2 separate regions of the Homo sapiens genome follow, and region 2 is linked to region 1. Evidence: chromatin contacts called from ENCODE Hi-C data. All regions are on one chromosome and are shown on one strand. Each heading gives the region's core, a stretch centred on a gene start or an enhancer-like site at or near the end of the contact. The rest is flanking DNA. Distances are from core to core; before and after follow the strand shown. Region 1 overlaps EHF (ETS homologous factor). Region 2 overlaps ABTB2 (ankyrin repeat and BTB domain containing 2).

Region 1 (2,700 bases), core at 8-2,507:
CACAGTGGACTATGGAAACACAGATTAGTTTAACAAATGACTCATTATGGCAACCTCTGCGACTATTACCAAAGAGGAGATGATGGAGGCGGACCTGGGAAATAAAAATTCTTCTCAGAAAGAAAACTAAATGATCTAGCCGTGTGTGTGTGAGTGTGAGTGTGTGTGTGTATATGTGTGTGTGTGTGTGTGTGTGTGTATTGGGAGGACCAAAGTAGATCTTACAAAGACTCTCACACTCAAAAATCAGCCAATTTTAATACAAAGTAGTCCCTAAATACAAGCCAATTATTTTAAGAAATTGGGCCAGTAAAACTGATCTCTTTCATGTGCCCTTCCTAAACTAGGGTCCACTGACCCAGTGTGGCCTTCAAGGGCCCCTGGACTGACTGAAACCATATATGAAGGGAGAGGGTTCACAGCATCCATTCAATTATCAGGAGAAGCCTATTATTCAAAAAAGCTATGAACTGCCAGCCATTAGCTCCTAATTAAATTGGTTAAGAAAAAAAAGCTACTGTTTATTGAGCACTTACTATGTACCAGGCACTGTACTAAGCACTTTAAATGAATCACTTTATTTAATTCACACAATAACTCTATGACACAGGTACTAATATGATCCACAGTTTTCAGCTGTGGAGGATCTGAGAAACAGAGGGGTCAAATGACTTGACTAGAGTCACACAGCTGGAATGTGGAGCCAGGATATGAACACAAACAGTTTGAATCCAGAAGCTTTACTCATAACCATGATTCTATGTCATTTCCAGAAATGGTGGCCGGCACATAATCTCCCTTTGCACATAACAGATTTCACACAAGCCTTTCTTGCCAAGAATCAGGTTCACTTCTGTAATGCTCTTGTTAGTAGAAAAGATAATTTCAATCTGACAATTCTATATTTCCCAACGTTCATGGGCCCTTTCAACCATCTTATCACCCAGCTAATCAAGACTCAGTGTTCCCAGCAATTTCTCGAAACGTCATGGCAGGATGGAGAGAGGGATTTAATAAGACCTCAGTAAACAAGAAACCTCTCATCCTGGTTAAGAATTTCTCTCCTGGCATTGTCACTAGCAGGGCCTGCACCTGACTTGGGTTTCTCTGAAATCCGAGAGGACAAATTCACAGGAAATGCAAGGAGACTTCACTCTCCCTCCCTGTAGGTTGCAGGGTGAGGTTGCAACATCCCATCAGGATGTGACAATATTGCGACAGGTCTGGCATCCACCCCGGTTTCCAAGTGATACATCACTCTGACAGGGCCACGTTGTACTGCAGACAAAGAGTGGCATTTACCCAGCAGGCCACAAGCAAAGCTCATTTTCAAATGACATCCAGGAGGGATGCAGGGCCATTATTTCAGAGCCAGGAGTTGAATTCAGAAAAATACAAGAGTCTCTCAGTATATTGGCCTCAATTATTGTTTGTGGGTTCCTAGTTGATCTAGAATCAGTTACTTCAGAGTTCAGGTGCCTTTGTGAATAAGACGAAAACCTTGGACCCTCTCCTCAGAAAAAAATGCACATATATGTACACATGAAATTTTGTCAACAATTTCAGGGGGCTGTGGCCCATGCAGCAGTCCATGGACTCTAAAACCTCTACACTAGATAAACCATGAGGAAATATTCTTTGAGTTGTCAGCCGTTTACCCAAGCTAGGCTCCACCCAGCTAGGAACGTTCTTTTTTTAATCCCCAAATAAAAATCTTTCCATCATCATAAAGGGGAATAAGCAGTCAAAGGCAAAAGAAGAACCTAATTTCTTCCAGACCTCTCTGCCTGTTGCAGTGTGCAGGGGTAAGCCGTGGAATCACTGGCCTGCTTTACCACTGATATCTTTTGATCTTTAACCTCTCTTTAATATGTGTCCTTCTTCTGCCCTAGGATAAAAGTCAAGACCTTTGAAGTTAGCCATGTGGTTAAGTGATTCATTCTTATAAAATAATGGCTTGCCCTGGAGAAGTTGTCCAGCCTGGCTTTCTCTTGCTTGGCTCCCAGGCACTCCAGGCCAAGGTCCTATCCAGTCCAGGCAGGGGCAGCAACAAGCCACAGGTTTGTGATGCAAGTGAGAGAGCGTGACTTCAGCTAAGCTGCTTCGCAAGAAGCAAAGATTAGAAGCATTTGCATATGATTCAGCTGTGAGCCATTTCTTTACGGGATATACAAATTTCAGTGTTCTAATAGACCGTGCCACCCTAGCTTTAGGCTCAACAAGTCAGTGGATAAACACATCAAGCCCGAGCTGGCATGACAGGCTGGAGGACTGTCGAGCAGAACAGGACACCGGCAGCGGGCATTTTATGAAATGGGCAGATGACAGAGAAATCAAAACAAAGCCTATTTCCCCACCTGCGTTTATCACAGAGGGCATCAGTTTACGCTGGGCCTCGCCTTAGCTCAGCTGGTAACTAGCATTAAAACATAGAAAGATATTTCACTGCATTCAATTACATGGGAGCTCGAAAAATAAAGACTCAGGCAAATGACCAAGGTTTTTCCGGGGTTCTGCTTCCATGCAGTAGAGACTATAAACTATTCTGAAAGAAACTGACCCATATAAGGCTGTAATTAACTATCCTACTGAAGGGCTATTACCCCAATGAATACACCAACCCCAGAGACTGCATTGATTCTTTAGGGCCTGGGTGATTGATCTCATTTTCCAGCCTGGGTTACAATCACAGGATAGAAA
Region 2 (2,700 bases), core at 21-2,520, 400 kb after region 1:
GCACTCTCCCCCTGTGACTGAGGAGGGCTGGTTAAGCAGTGGTCATTATCAGCTGCCTGGATGCTCCAAAGACACCTATTCCTAAAGGGAAGTCAGCCCCAAGCCAGGGAAGAGATGGGGCCAGTCCAAAGAAAAGGCTGATAGGAAGTGGGGAGATGCGATGGTTCAGGAAGAGGCTCGTGCATCTGGCCTCCTCGCTGTCACTCCTGCCACGGCTTTCCCAGGCATGGAGTCGTGGGGCTCTGGCCAGCTCTGGTGTGGGGGCTCATGCTGTGTCAGGTGACTTCCTTTCAGCTCAGCCTCATGAACCCCTGGAGCATGAACTCCGAACCACCATCCGGGCCTTGCTGTGAGTTTTGCAGCTTTCATGAAACTCTCCTCTTCCCTGGGATTGCAAGCCCCTGGGTGGAGGGGATGGGAGTGGGGTGGGGCTGACTTTGGCAGCTTAGATCCCTGAGTGCCCTAAACACTGTGACTCCCAGGATGGGACTGGGTGAGGAAAGTCTCCTCCACTGGCTGCAGATTTCCAGTGAGCACAAGAGGAAAACAATACCAGGAATGATTTGGATCTTTTTCTATCGTTCAAGCTCCTGTTTTTTTAGTCTGCGGTGAATCACTCCTCATGTCTCTGTAGATAGCCTCACATTCTGCTTTAGTTGTTTCCTGAGGAACAGTTGTGTCCTCCACTCCATTTTAACTTTCTTTACTGTAATTCCTTATATCTGTGTAGTGCTCTGACTTGAAGAACATACTCACCTTTTTGCATTGCACCTGGTCCCAGCAAATAAAAAAAAGTTCAGGAGTCTTACACAAATGCACGTCAGATAATGAGAGAAAGTAAAGAACCCTCCATGTACTCTCTTATAGCTCAGAGAGTGCGCGGCTTCCCCCAGCATAGCTGACATCCTGCTGGGCATGGCATGGACACCGGTCAACAGTTGGCCCAGGGGAAGGAGGAGGACAGGGTCCCTTTAACAGAGCCAGCCACCCTAGCATTTCACTGGTGCCTGAGACAGTGTCGGGAGCTGTGTTTCTGGCTGTATTTCTCTGTGTGGTCCCCCTTTGGAGATGAGCCCCGCCTCTTCCCCTGGGGCTGTCACTCAGCCAGAGCAGAATCAGTGTCAGCGCTGTCTGAGCAGGCTCCTTGCCTGTCACTAAGGCATGATTCACAGCTGAGTGATGCCCTCTGAAATCAGGGTGCAGAGCCCACGCCCATGGGCAGCCTCACCCGCTCTATTTTGGTGTTGGTTGTCACAGAATATGGGAGGAGCCATTCTCCTTGCCTCTGAGAGGCTCCTCCTACTTCCCCTTTACAACAGCCAGGCCAGCCCCTATTAAGAAGCCAGGGTAGAAGATTTATCTCTTAGCCCACCAGCTTCTACCTGCCAACTCCATGGGTGTAGCCTGAGAGATCAGAAGGAGGAGTAAATATAGGGGTAAAAACACATGTTTGATGGCAGACAGACCTGGATGTGAGTCTTGCTTTGCCTTTAACTAGCTGTGCTTCCTTGGGCAAGTTACTTAACCTCTCTGAACCTCGGTTTTCTCATATGTAAAATGGCAATGATGGTTTCTACCCCCCTAGTTATTCTGAGGATTAAATAGGCAGAAGGTAATTTGCAAAGTGCCTTACACACCTGGTAGGATCTCAGTAATGGCAACTTTAGCTTTATTAGAGGGAGCAGAGCATTTGTAGCCGCAGAAAGAAGTTTGGGGTTGGTGCTCTCTCTCTCAGGGAGGGAAACTTAGTGAAGGCTTCTGAGGATTGGGAGGAATTGCTCTGGAGACTAGAATGATGAAGCGTCTTTCTGCCATGTCTGTTCACTTTCCACATGCATCGCTCCTCTTTCAGGATGAAGTTTTATCTCTGTTTCTGCAGAAAGCTTATCCTAGGGTTTGTTTGAAAAATTGTTGCAGTTGGCCACAACCCTGCCATTTGATGTCAATAAATTCCACTTGTTTTCTCCCATGAGAAACTAAGCTATTTGGGCAAGGAAGGAAGAGATTTCAAGATTCACATTTATCGTCACTTTGTTGAGCAAGTATTTATTGCATATGCACTACATGCCAGACATCTTCATGGGTGCTGGGGATGATTCCCTGGCCCTACAGATTGCAGTCTGGTTGTACTAGAGGACTCTTATGGCCCCTTAAGAAGAACTGGGGAGTCTTCATTTGCCCCTGCTCTTGCACTGAAACCTTCAATGTCTACTTATTGCCAGAAGATACAAGGTCCTTAATGCCTAGATACCCTCAGCCTCCATCTACCTTGCCAGCCTTCCCTCCTCTGTGCTCTTAGAACACCCAGCTCTCCAAGACCCCTGTTCTTTCAGTTCCAAGGCAGCTTGTGCTTTTCTGCCTTGGCTCCTCCCTAGAATCCCAACTCCTATCAATCTTTGCCTGAGTTTCCCAGCTCTATCTTCCAGGACCAGCTCAAGGTGTCACCAGATCCCCAGGGATGCTTTTATAGTCACTGAGCACCATTGGGGTTATTCTGCCAGAGCCATGTAGACCACTCTATACCAGCAAGGTCTCATTTCACAGCCAGGCCACAAGCTTTGTGAGAACAGGACTGTGAACTGGGCTTCTTCAGCCCTCCTGATGTTATAGAGTGATGGATGCTGAAGAAATATTTACTTAGCTAGGCATGGTGGCACATCTGTAGTCCCAGCCACTCAGAAGCTGTGGCAGGAGGATCAC

The links. A loop is a pair of places that touch in the nucleus more often than their neighbours do. Pooled maps may share reads with other maps.
Region 2: a map of naive thymus-derived CD4-positive, alpha-beta T cell shows a loop between it and region 1 (10-fold over the local background). The contact joins two enhancer-like sites. A Hi-C loop is called at or near these places in 2 of 168 maps with a recorded cell type or tissue (CD8-positive, alpha-beta T cell and naive thymus-derived CD4-positive, alpha-beta T cell), 7 of 37 single-sample maps with no recorded cell type and 12 of 50 pooled maps.

Annotation. Positions count from the first base shown.
Region 1 is chr11:34,653,553-34,656,252 of GRCh38, reverse strand. The region is part of intron 6 of EHF (ETS homologous factor); the gene reads right to left. Among named protein-coding and RNA genes, the nearest start is that of EHF, 34 kb to the right of the region's middle. Within about 2 kb of position 1,257, at least 21 of the 41 ENCODE cell types and tissues checked have a DNase peak (open chromatin) inside an H3K27ac peak, as active enhancers do.
Region 2 is chr11:34,249,746-34,252,445 of GRCh38, reverse strand. The region is part of intron 1 of ABTB2 (ankyrin repeat and BTB domain containing 2); the gene reads left to right. Among named protein-coding and RNA genes, the nearest start is that of ABTB2, 110 kb to the left of the region's middle. RefSeq lists a silencer at 970-1,264. Within about 2 kb of position 1,270, at least 13 of the 41 ENCODE cell types and tissues checked have a DNase peak (open chromatin) inside an H3K27ac peak, as active enhancers do.